Regions from separate parts of the Homo sapiens genome. Here region 2 is linked to region 1. A link is a contact called in ENCODE Hi-C data. All regions are on one chromosome and are shown on one strand. The core of a region is the stretch at or near the end of the contact, and the rest is flanking DNA. Distances in the headings are between cores, read along the strand shown. Region 1 overlaps SVOP (SV2 related protein). Region 2 overlaps CORO1C (coronin 1C).

Region 1 (3,328 bases), core at 547-3,046:
AGGTCATAAAACCCAGACGGATTTTCTGATTTTTTTTTTTTTTTTGAGACAGAACCTCACTCTGTCACCCAGGCTGGAATGCAGTGGTACAATCTCGTCTCACAGCAAGCTCCGCTTCTCAGGCTCAAGCGATCCTCCCAGTTCAGCCTCCCAAGTAGCTGGGAACACAGATGCACGCCACCACACTCGGCTCAGTTTTTGTAGTTTTGATAGAGACAGGGTTTCACCATATTGCCCAGGCTGGTCTCGAACTCCTGAGTTCAAGCAATCTGCCCGCGTCAGCCTCTCAGAGTGCTGGGATTACAGGCATGAACCACCATGCCCGGCCATTTTATGACTTTATTTTGAAGCAAATCATAAAACCCTCAGGTGAGAGGTGCCCTGCCTATACCCAGAGAAAAAGAAAATCCTTATCTCCAAAGACACAGGGACAGAAAAGAATCTGAACAGGCCTTGCTGACTTTCCCCCAGTTTGTTACCACTAGGTCACACTCTTCGTCCTGTCATATTTCTCTACGACTCTCCACTGTTCATCAAATCTGGCACAAAGATACTCAGGCTTAACCATTTCTCCAGGTCTTCCTTTCCTTATGAAGGCTCCTATGCCACATCAAACTTAGATGAAATACGTTCATATGCTTTTCTTAATCTGTCTTTTGTTATAGGGGCCTCAGTCATAAAACCAGGATGAATAGAAGGAAAGATATGCTTCCTCCCCTATACTTGCCTTCAGCAATAGTCCTTTTTAAATATTTATTTATTTAGTTAGTTAGTTAGTTAGTTAGCTAGTTATATTTTTAGAGACAGGGCCTCGCTCTGTTGCCCAGGCTGGAATGCAATGGTGTGATCACACCTCACTGCAGCTTTGACTTCCCCAGGCCCAGACAATCCTCCTGCCTCAGCCTCCTGAGTAGCTGGGACCACAGGCATGCGAATTTTTTCTACATTTTGTAGAAATGGGGTCTCACTATGTTGCCCAGGCTGGTCTTGAACTCCTGAGCATAAGCAATCCTCCCACTTTTGCCTCCCAAGGTGCTGGGATTACGAGTATGAGCCTGGCCCAGCAATAATCCTATCAAGTCGGTTTAACCAGAAACCATCTTATCCTTGACATTTCCTCTTAGTAATTTTCCATCCACTGACTCCCCCACCCTGCTCCCTGGCTATAAATCCCCACTTTGAATACTTGCGTATACAGAAAGGAGCCCAGTTCTATACTGAGGTCTCTCTCCTCCTATTGCAATTGTTACTAAATGAAATTTTCCTTCACTGCTTTCACTTCTGTCCAGCTCTGGCTTTTTTGGACACTGACACATAGACCAGTACCTGGCGTGTAGAAAATACATACTAAGTAAATGACTTGCCCAAAGTGACACAGGTACTTGGTGCTGGAACCCAGGTCTCCTAATTTCCAGCTGTGGGCTTGTTCTACAGTTTTACTTTCCCACCCAGGTATAAGAGAGAGCTTTTCAACAGGGGTTGGCAAACTCTGACCAAATCTGGTCCCTTGCCTGTTTTTTGCCTGACCTATGTGCTAAAAATGTTTTTTTCGAATGATTTTTAGAAATTAAAAGAAGAGGAAATAATGAGGCATAAAAATGACCCAAAATTCAAATTTGCATGGAAACACAAGCAATGCTTGTTCATTTATATTGTTAAAAGAAAGACCTTGGACAAATTAAATGTAACAGAGTTTAATTGAACAAACAGTAAATCGTGAATCAGGCAGCCCCCAAGCCAGAATAGGGTCAGAGACAGACTGGTACTGCCAAGTGTTTAAAGGTTTATGGACAGAAACAGGAAAGTAACAGAAGACGGAAGTGAGATACAGAAATTGCTGGACTGGTTACAGCTCAGTGTTTGCCTTATTTGAATAGAGTTTGAACAGTTGATTGCTTTTTTTTTTTTTTTTTTTTTAGAGAGAATCTCGCTTTGTTGCCCAGGCTGGAGTGCAGTGGCGTCTTCTCGGCTCACTGCAGCCTCAGCCTCCCCAGTTCAAGCAATTCTGCCTCAGCTTCCTGAGTAGCTGGGATTATAGGCATGTGCCACCACACTCAGCTAATTTTTGTATTTTTAGTAGAGATGGGGTTTCGCCGTGTTGGCCAGGCTGGTCCTGAACTCCTGACCTCAGGTGATCCTCCCACCTCGGCTCCCAAAGTCCTGGGATTACAGGCATGAGCCACTACGCCTGGTGAGTTGACTGCTTTTGAGTGGCGGAAATCAGCGATTGGCACAAGAGTAGATTACAGTCTGTTCACACATCCAGTTAGGTTACAGTTCATACAGCTCACTATGTATGGAGAAACTTTAGGCTGAACTTAAAATATGCAAGGAGGCAGCTTTAGGCTGGACTTAATTTAACAATATGCCGTCCACTGTTGTGCTGCTACAAACAACAGAGTTATGTGGCCTGCAAATCCTAAAATATTTACTACCTGACCTTTTATAGAAAAAGATTGCTAACCCCTGTTTTACGACATTCCCCTGAATCCTTAGTTTAAGCATTAGGATGCTTAGCTTAAGCATTCTACTCTTAGGAGAGGCAATCTGTGCTCAGTCAATACCAAACCCTGTGATTGACTCTACAATCAAAGCACATCAGCAGAGCATTTAACACAGACTCTCCCACACCCCCACAGTGAGATGGGACTCCACTACCTCACTCAATCCTTATACCAATAAACAAAACTATTAACTATGATTATAGAGGCCTAATATAAAAGATAATTGGGCAAACCCCGAACACAAGCAGGAACTTGATTCTTTTATCCTCTAACCTGAGTTCAATGCTGAGAATTTAGTGTTATCTTAAAAGTCAGAATGGCTTAAAAGCACAGGCATAAAAAAGCATATAGACTTTTCTTTGCATTTGTTTCTTTTTGTCCAGAGGTTCCCACCTCCAGCTGCACAATAGAATCACATGGAGAGCTTTTAAAACTTACTAATGCTTGAGCTCCACCTGCTCTCCCAAGTCCTGATTAAATGGGTCTGGGCACTGTTTAAAAGCTTCCCGGCTCTGCATGGTGGCTCACGCCTGTAATCCCAGCACCTCGGGAGGCCGAGGTGGGTGGATCACGAGGTCAAGAGATTGAGACCATCCTGGCCAACATGGTGAAACCCCGTCTCTACTAAAAAATACAAAAAATTAGCTGGGCGTGATGGCGGTCGCCTGTAGTCCCAGCTACTCGGGAGGCTGAGGCAGGAGAATAACTTGAACCCGGGAGGTGGAGCTTGCAGTGAGCCGAGATTGCGCCACTGCACTCCAGCCTGGCGACTGAGCGAGACTCCGTCTCAAAAAAAAAAAAAAAAATGCTTCCCGGGTGAGTCT
Region 2 (3,512 bases), core at 736-3,235, 270 kb before region 1:
AATATGTTATCGGAGATCAGGATACCAACAAGGACTACAAAACATTTCCTCTCAGCTTTTATTTAATATTATTTGGGATTTTATTCTAAATTCCTTGTTAAGTTCAAAACTCTCCAGTTAGAAGCATGCAAAAAATTGAAAGAAAACTACAAAATGATTGAAACACTCAAGAAAAGGAATGGGAATGAAGACACTTAGCTAAGTCTGTGGTTCTTGATGGGATGACATAGTTTTTAAAACATATTTTCTATAATTTTACACTTGGAAAACAAAAATACACTTAATATTTTTATAACATGTATTATAGAAAATATTACAAAAGAAAAAAATGAATTAGACCTCATCAAAATTAAAAGCTTTTGTGCTTCAAAGGACACTATGAAGAAAGTGAAAAAACAACCTGCAGAATGGGAGAAAATAACTTACAAATCATACATTTGATAAGAGACCCATAGCCTGAATATAGAAAGAACTCTTAGAATTCAACCAAAGGACAAATAACCCAATTGAAAAATAGGCCAGTCATCTAAATAGACATTTCAAGGAAGACATATAAATGGCGAAAAAGCACATGAAAAGATGTTTGGCATTATTAGTAATTACAGAAATGCAAATCAAAACCACAAGCTCTCTCTTCATGCCCATTAGGATGGCTAGAATCAAAAAGACAGATAACAAGTGTTCACAAGCATGTGAAAAAATCAGAGCCTGCACACATGGCTGGTGAAAATGTAAAATGGTATAGCCACCATTTGGTGGCAGACCTTGGAAAACAGCCTGGCAGTTCCTTAAATGATTAAACAGAGTTATCATATGATCCGGTAATTCCACTCCTAGGGATATACCCAAGAGGATGGAAACTATGTGTCTATGCAAAAACTTGTACAAGAATGTTCATAGAAGCATTATTTGTAATAGCCCAAAGGTGGAAACAACCCAAATATCCATCTATCGATAAATGGCTGAACAAAATGCGACATATTCATACACTGGAATATTATTTGGCCATAAAAAAGAATGAAGTACTGATACATGCTACAACATGAGCAAACTCTAAAAACATTATGCAAAGTGAAAGAAGCCAGACATAGAAGACCGCATATTGCAGGATTCCATGTATGTGAAATGTCCAGAATAGGCAAATCCGTAAAGACAGAAAGTAGAATAGTGGTTGCTTAGTGTTGGGGAGAGTGGAGGGAGGCAGGTGGAGGGGTGATAGCTAAAGGATTTGGGTTTCTATATGAGGTGATGAAAATTTTCTATAATTGTCTGTGGTGATGGTTGTGAATATTCTAAAACTCAGTGAATTGTACATTTTAAATGAGTGAATTCTATGTGAATTATATCTCAATAAAACTTGTTATTTAAGAAAATCCTCTTGACTAGTGAAGACATGCAGAAGACTCACCACATCTTAATTGGGGACATGCCTGGGCACAGGGGGAGAAAGGGACAGGGAAAGTATGAGTGGAAGGAATGAAAGACTTTATGTTTAACAATGAACAACAAAGGTTTCAAAAGGTTAAGAAACAAACAACCTCTAAGAAAAGGGCTGAGTTACAGGTAAGCTGAGTAGCATCAAGAACCCTACCGAAGACCAGATATTAAATAATATTTAAGTTTATGAAAAAGCTAAAGTTTAAAATCATTATCTTCTACATGAAGATTAAAACAAGTAAATTTACCATCAGAAAATGATTTTGAGGAACTAGCTCATGAAAAATTTAAGAACTTGTCAATGAAAAATCATGTTCAACACTAGAACACGTGAGAAAAAGAATTTTCCTTTGTGGGAACTTTAAAGAAGGAGACAAACAATTGTCTGTTTTCAATTGCTTAGTGGAAGGCAGAGATCTAGACTGGATGAGTGTTTAGGGTTCAGCTCAGTTCTACTGTCCTGCAAAAAATGAGAACAAAAAGTTTGCCATTCTGAAGAGTGGGAAAAAGTCATGAGTTGAGTGATTTGTTCATTTTTACAGCTAAATTCTGCCCAGGCTAAATATAACCCCTTATGCAAATCATAACAAAAATAAACCTGCATTTTGAGGGCCCAAGCTTAGAACATCACCTAATTTCCCCAGAGCCAAATTTTAAGCAAGGCAGGTGTGAACAAGCATAGAAGGAAAAGGAAGACCTACCCTGCCCTCTCCCTCCCTCTGCGGAAGAGACCTTGACCCAGGCCTCTTTCCCCTGCGGAGAACATGGGCATCTGCTCTCCTCCATTACTGCATGTTAGCTTTCATCCTGACATGCACTATTTTTATTCAAGAATTTATGATTAGTGAAACAACTCCACATTGAACTTGACTATCTGAATATAAAGCAGGACTGACATTTTGAACAGAACAAACAGAAAACAGTGACTACTAATTTGATCAAAGCATGAAGTCGACAGAAAAACAATTATGAAATGGGACTTCAGTGACTCAACAGGAAAAGCATTTTGCAAGATGCACTGTGACCCCACTTAGAACTGACAGAGTGGTAATACCACCTTCAATCTCCAGATGGCACCCCAACCATGGCCTGCTGGGTTTCCTTGCAAGGACTGAAAACGCCTCTGTGTCTCACTCTGAGCACAGCTAGTGCATTTTCCAAATCACTAATGAGACGTGGAGTGATGGGAGACTTTGTTTATAATCAGCATTTCCAACCTTAAAATATGAGGGCAGAAGCAGAGCTCATAATGGGGACTTAACCTTTTCCTTTCTCTAGCTTCTCCCCATCATCTTTTCCTGGATTAAAAGAAAATTTTAATGATGAAGCAACATTTATTAATTTTTAAAATAAGGAAACTCTGTGTGTTCCTTCTTTACCTCACCTCCAGCTGGTTTAACGGTTCCCTCAGCTGGGTTTATTCACATAAGACAAGCACCTAAGCCATTTTACTACCTTGGTTAACTCTTTCTTGTAACACATTTATTGAGTTACAATAAATTGTATTGTAACCCATCTAGTACTGGGTAACTAAATACAGGCCCTGCTCTTGAGAAGTTGATGGTCTAACAGAAAGCAGAGACTTCTATCAGACTGAAAATCAAAGACAACAAATCCAAGTGGTGTGATACAGACAGTTAGAGAGTGAGCACCAGAGTCAGGCAGAGTCTGGTTCAAATCCTGCCTGGGCCACTACCTGTGATGATCCTGGCAAACATCACTGCATAGAGAAAACATTAGTACCTATGCCTGCGAGGTGTGCTAAGAGAATTAAGGAATTAATTAACCCTCAGCACAGAGCCAGACACACACATAGTGCCTCCAGAATGCAGAGACAGTACACAGCAGGGCTGAGATTATGGGCTCTGGCCAGACTGATGTGACTGAATTCCTGATTCAGTCACATAGTGGTGTGACCTTGAGGACATTCACCTAACCTTTCCAGGACTTAATATTGAACCTGCCTTCTGTGAGGCGGTTTGAAGACTAACATGGTAACATGAAACTGACACATTTAGAAGAATGCCTGGCATAAGGCAGACACTGAGTGTTAGTTGGTATTATTGCACAGTGCA

What was found. Hi-C counts contacts between places; a loop is a spot of excess contacts on that map. Pooled maps may share reads with other maps.
Region 2: a pooled map shows a loop between it and region 1 (3-fold over the local background). The contact joins two enhancer-like sites. A Hi-C loop is called at or near these places in 7 of 168 maps with a recorded cell type or tissue (A673, Right ventricle myocardium inferior, cardiac septum and 3 more), 2 of 37 single-sample maps with no recorded cell type and 5 of 50 pooled maps.

Annotation. Positions count from the first base shown.
Region 1 is chr12:108,928,540-108,931,867 of GRCh38, forward strand. The region is part of intron 11 of SVOP (SV2 related protein); the gene reads right to left. Among named protein-coding and RNA genes, the nearest start is that of DAO, 50 kb to the left of the region's middle. Within about 2 kb of position 1,797, at least 3 of the 41 ENCODE cell types and tissues checked have a DNase peak (open chromatin) inside an H3K27ac peak, as active enhancers do.
Region 2 is chr12:108,662,491-108,666,002 of GRCh38, forward strand. All of the region lies in intron 3 of CORO1C (coronin 1C), which reads right to left. Among named protein-coding and RNA genes, the nearest start is that of MIR4496, 28 kb to the left of the region's middle. RefSeq lists an enhancer at 2,213-2,282. Within about 2 kb of position 1,986, at least 24 of the 41 ENCODE cell types and tissues checked have a DNase peak (open chromatin) inside an H3K27ac peak, as active enhancers do.